2 separate regions of the Homo sapiens genome follow, and region 2 is linked to region 1. Evidence: chromatin loops called from intact Hi-C (ENCODE). Cell type or tissue: Caco-2. All regions are shown on one strand. Each heading gives the region's core, and the rest is flanking DNA. Links, peaks and the distances in the headings are about the cores only.

Region 1 (2,921 bases), core at 197-2,696:
CGCTGGGTCCCTGGGTGACATTTAGCCCGCCTCTCTGATCACTTGTCCTGTACATTAAATATTAGTACCTCGGCTCATCCAGGGTTACTGAGGCCTTTAGGTGTGCCAGGCACAGTGCTGGGTGCTGAGGGAACAGCAGAAACCAGACACGCTGCACCCTGTCCTCATGGAGCCAACAGCCCAGTTTGGAAGATGGCCAGTGAGCAAGTATGCAGAGCTCAGGGTGAGAGCCGGGCCAGTACCATCCTGGGGAAGGTAGCACCATTTCCATTCCATGCTCTGCCTGCTCCCCCAACTTTCTTAACATGGAAGGGAAGTTGTCTGGGACCTGCAAACTACAACCCGTCCCAGCCCCACGCTCTTAGCCAACTTGGGCTCTGGTAGGTGTGGGGCAGGGGGTGGGGAAGGGAGGGGGTATGTATGCATGCGTGTGTGTGTGTGTGTGTGTGTGTGTGTGTGCACATGCATGCATGTGCCTGTGTGCATTTTCAAATACTTTCAACTTTGCAAAATAATGACATCTCTAACATAAAAACAGAAAGCCCATCAGCTGCAATCTGCCATTATATTTTTACTGGGACCCTCGTTGATCAAGAGTGTAATCTGTAAGATAACATAAGTGCTAATAATATTTTCCAGGGAAGCATTTCTCACTGTTAAGAACACAAAATGCTATTAGGGGGTATATTTGTTAACATTGATGAGACATAGATTACCCAGCTTCTGCAACAAGATGGGAACAGGCTGATTCTTTTCCCCTCTAAGCTGTTCAACTTCCAAAAAAAAATTAGCATAATGTGCTGAACGTTCTATACAATTCTAAGTTAATCTTAAAAACTCCTTTGTGATTCCTCTCCCATTAAAGACTTTAAATATCTTTATTCTCTTTTAATAGAGCAATTCATCAATGTATTCCTCTCAAAGGTAAGTAATATAGAAATATTAGATGGGGGCGATGGGTGACATGTTACATAAAAAGGAAGGCTCCATCAGAATGAATACGCTAATTAATACCGTACCTGGCACTTAGTAGGTACTTAATAAATGGATATTATATTACTTGATTGATCGAAATTCCCTAACATTTATAAAATAAAGCTTTTCAATATCATGTCAAGATTTTTAAAATACGAAACGCTTTATCATCATTTCCTGTTTAATTTTGAAGTTGGGTAGATTCTCGAAGCCCTTGCGTGCGACGGGCTTTCCTGCCTGGGCTTGGATCTCAGACTTTTGACAGAGCGCCACCTACTGCCCGAGCCTCACCACCTTCTCGCAGACCCGCTATTAATAAAATCGCCACAAGAAAAAGTAGAAAACAGTGTGTTTTATTCTCAAGCATTCAGCCAGCCCTTACTCTGTATGTGGCAGACCCTGGGGGAACAGACAAGACAAAACGCATCCCTGCTCCGAGATGTTCAATCTGCAAGAGAAATGACCAAGGAGGCAGAGCTAAATGGGGTGACATCCACCATGGGATAAGTCACAAGACAGAAGCCCAGGTCAGCTACAGACCCCCAACACTTCCCACCAGATGACTGGCCATGAGCAGGCAAAGCCCTCTTCCTCATCCACTCAGATCTCTTTACACACCCAACACAGCTGCCAGGTCCCTCCTGGTCCTGACCTCTGGGTGAAGTAACGGTCCTCGGCCAGCACAGTGACGATGGCTGGTCACTCGGGACTTGGATGCTGGCCATTAAAGCTGCACTGTGTGCAGGAAGACTCACAAGGAGCAAACAAAGGCTTTGGCAGCTCTCAACTCAGGCCTGCTCTCTACATCGCAAACAGGTTGTATTCCCCATGTTGGCCCGAGATACAATTAAGCTATTGATCCTTGTGCAAAATGGGCATTGATAAATCAATATGGAGCTGATGCTGTAGATAAACAGCGCGAGTCATCAGCAGGCATGGCATGTGTAAATGATTCGATACAGATTGGTATCTGGGGAAATTCTCCCTCAATATGGCCGAGAATGCCGAACGCTGTTAGGATGTGCAGCAGCTGCTTTTGCCCTAATTTATTGCTGTTGTCTTATTTACTCAACAAGAAGAGACTGAGCTCCTTCTGTGAGCTTGGCCATGTGCTCAGTCTGGGGACACAGGGACAATTGAGCCTCCCCATCACCATCCCCCATGAGTTCATGACCCAGGGCAGAGCTGGTAGAATTCTCCCTGCCCTCTGGAAGGTGGAAGACCTGAGTCAGGGTGGTCCCCTGCTGAGTACTCACTATGTGCCAGGCCCTGGGCTGGACATGCTATAGACAAACCTCTCAGTCTCCTGATGAGGACTGAGATAGAAGTTCCTGGCTCAGTTTTACTACTGAGAAAATTGAGGTATAGAGAGGTTAAGCAGTCACATAGCTAATAAGTGGTAGAGTGGGGATCTGAACCCAGTCTGCCCAGTTCTAAAGCCTAGATTCTTCCCTTACCTGGTTTATACAACGAATATCTTAGATCTGATCATCAAACAGGCTATTTCCACAACCAAAAACCATTCTCTCATCACAGGCAGCCAAGTGGCATTGACCACATGAGAATGGGGACACCTAAGAGCAGCCTTGCCTGACCTTGGAGGCACAGGTTGGAGGCCAAGGCCCCTAGCAGGTGGGTAGAGCAGGAATACAGTCACAGACACACAACCACAAACCACATCTCCCTTGCTAACAGAACCCTGGTGCTGTCCAGGCATCCATGCAGCAAGAAGGCTGGCCTGTATCCCAGCCCCACAACAGGATGTGAAGCTGGATTAACCTTAAACCAATTAGGGCAGTTGCATTCCTTTTGCTGATGACTAGCAAAATTCTGGCCAAGGAGACACTGCTCAGGAGAACAAGTCTGCTAGAGAGGCTCCTGGGAACAGAATGGTTTCTTAGCTCTTAAATAGAGACACAAGAATCATTTTTCACCCACCATATTGG
Region 2 (2,921 bases), core at 153-2,652, 380 kb before region 1:
TGTCTCAGCCTCCTGAGTAGCTGGAATTACGGGTACCCACCACCACATCCAGCTAATTTTTATATTTTGGTAGAGATGTGGTTTCGCCATGTTGGCCAGGCTGGTTTCTAACTCCTGACCTCAAGTGATCTGCCCACCGCGGCCTCCCAAAGTGCTGAGATTACAGGCGTGAGCCACTGCACCCAGCCAAGCTCTCTTTTTATGGTAAGAAATCTACACAGATTGATGACGGGACATGTCCTTTCATGTGTAGGGTAGAAATCATGTTTATCTCTAGATGAGAAATATGCTATTAAAAATGTAGATTTGGAAGTAAATTCCCAAACCATTGTCAATTTTTATTCTTGAGGAAAATGAAAACATAGTAGTAAGAGCTTCTGTGGGATGGGAGTGGGTATGGGGGTGTTGGCTGCAAATGAGCCATGAGTGCTTCAGAGGGCCACCCTCACCCCAATCTCATGGGCCCCATGATGCCCCTCACCCCTCCCACTGCCTCTAGATAACTAATCCTACTCTCTGGCATCTGGAGACTGCCCGTGAGAGATTCACAGAGCCTGAAAACTCCAAAGCTCCTGCTGTAGGACCTATCCAAAAGGCCATCTTGTCAACCCCCCATTGGACAGAGGGTAGGGGTACTGAGAGGGGCCAGGTAGCAGGGGTTAAATGAGCACAATCAATGCTATTAGATGGTTGACTCCTCCTTCCTCTGGGTCCTATCCTGGCACGGGGTGCCACTACTAATCAGGCCCAGAAGCATCCAAAATTCTTAAGATAAATACCAAACTCTGGACCTCTGAAGTGATAGGGCAGACCCTCTGGAGAACCCGTTTCTCGGCTAACCTTCTGTGGGGCATCTGCCTGGCCTAGTCCACTGCAGAAACCTGGTTCCTGTTCAGAGATGTTCATTGCACTGAGTGTTGGGATGGGGCCAAGTGTCATGAGAGGCGAGGAAGAACTCAGTCAGCTAAATAATGTAATAATCCTACACATGTGGCAGTATATGCAAGTGACTTCCATTGCCACCACCTAAAGTAGCACAGAGGGCCTCCATTTCTCTTTTCTTTTTTTTCTGTCACATGTCTATCCCAGGGGCTTCCATTTTTCAAGTGAGAAATGCTAGAATGCCTTTGAGGTACTATCTAGAAGGTTCTGCTAGCAGATATCGCCTGTAACATTCAGGAGAACTTGGGGCTAAGACTCTCAAAATATTCTTAAGAAGACATGCAAAGAGCCAGGCTCAGGGACCAATGCCAGTTCTGGTGGAGGAAAGTTCCCTTTTAGCACATAGACAGCACACTGAGCTGTCTGAGCAATGGATACATAGTATGTCACCCCCAAAATAGCCCCAGCTTCTCCACTCCATGTTGACCAAGAGAGCTCCTTGGCTCTACCTGTAGGGCCCTGATGCCCTCCCTAGGTGGTGACAAAAGACAAGGAGACACTTATCACTGACATTTGAACAGATGCCCATGAACATTAGTGAGATCAAAGGCTTACCTCTAGCCCTGAAAGCCAGCCTCCAGCCTGAAACCAGTGACATCATCTCCTACAACTGCAACCAGTGACATCATCTCCTACAACTCGTTCCTTTTGCCAGGAAATACCTGTTTCTATGCTAACCTTGACTGCCAGGAAACATCTCATTCCAGGTTCTCAGTACAGGACATTCTCCTCTTTGTCAAATCAGTTTCTTGCCTTTATAAACTTAATTTTACCTGCTCTGGTTTACATGTATTTTCCTCATAAGTCTCCCATCTTTGCCTCATTGTTTTTTTTTTTTTAAATCTGCAGGGTGCCATGAAAAATGCCGGAATGTCCTACAATAGAAGTGTTTTGTTCAGGTGTCACAGAGTACTAGTAGCTGTGTGGTGAAATTAATAACAAACTGATCTACTTCTTAGGTCATTTTGACCTTTGAGTGAATTAAAACATAATTCACATAGAACAGTCTCTGGCACATAAGCGTTTACTGCCAGTCTTGTCAGAGTTTGACAATTTTAAAAGTTTTTTTTTTTTTTCCAGGGGGCCAGATTTTGATTTTCTTGATCCTCACTATTGCTTCTTTATTTTCTATTAAGGCACGCTCTTTTCTTTATTATTTTTAAAGTTTGAGATGAACTACTGGCTCTAATTTTCTAAAATTATACTGAAGGCTATAACTTTTCCTCCAAGTATTGCTTTAGCAGCATCCTATATACTTGAATATGTAGTGAATTCATTATTGCTTGCTTCTAAACTTTCAGCGATTTCAGTTAGGACCTATTCTCTGATCCTTGAGTTATTTCAAAATATGTTTTTAAGTTTCCAAGTGTATGGGTTTGTAGTGGGCTTTTTATTAATTTATGATTTTGGTGCAAATTAGTTAAGGAATATGGCCTATCAATTAGTTGGTATTTGTTAAAACTTGTTTTGTGGCCAAGAATGTGGCTAATTTTTGTATTGTGCATGCAAAGAATGTGTATTAGGTGTGGAGTTTTACATATAATGAATGGATTAATCTTATTAGTCATCATTTTCAAATATCCAGTTTTTATTGAGTATACACGGACACAAAGAAAGGAACAATAGACACCAGAGCCTACTTGAGGGTGGAGTTCAGATGAAAGGAGTGTAAGGACTGAAAAACAACTATCTTTACTATGCTGTTTACCTGGGTGACAAAATTATCTGTACACCAAAACCCTGCAACATGCAGTTTACCCACATAACAAACCTGCACATGTACCTCTGAACCTAAAATAAAAATTGGAAAGAAAAAAAAATTGTTTTTAATAAATTTTTGTTTGCTTGACATCATTTTATAAAAATATGTGTCACAATATCCCATTATTGTAGATTGTAAATTTGTCGATGTTATTGTATAAGTTCCTAGGCTTTGCATTATGTCTGTTTAGGAGCTGTGTTAAGTGCATATAGGTTTA

What was found. A loop is a pair of places that touch in the nucleus more often than their neighbours do. Peaks named below come from ENCODE experiments on the same cell type or tissue, not always from the same donor. Only the 100,000 strongest peaks of a DNase experiment are listed, where the experiment ranks them.
Region 2: a loop joins it to region 1, with 5 times the contacts of the local background. A loop is called at or near these places in 6 of 110 quality-filtered maps.

What each region holds. Positions count from the first base shown.
Region 1 is chr5:133,868,110-133,871,030 of GRCh38, forward strand. No RefSeq gene overlaps it. Among named protein-coding and RNA genes, the nearest start is that of WSPAR, 44 kb to the right of the region's middle. In Caco-2, for the core only: CTCF peaks have their summits at 1,243 (motif pointing left) and 1,454; a DNase peak (open chromatin) is centred at 1,252; H3K27me3 peaks cover 197 bases.
Region 2 is chr5:133,488,366-133,491,286 of GRCh38, forward strand. All of the region lies in intron 3 of FSTL4 (follistatin like 4), which reads right to left. Among named protein-coding and RNA genes, the nearest start is that of MIR1289-2, 62 kb to the left of the region's middle. In Caco-2, for the core only: a CTCF peak has its summit at 1,442; a DNase peak (open chromatin) is centred at 1,466.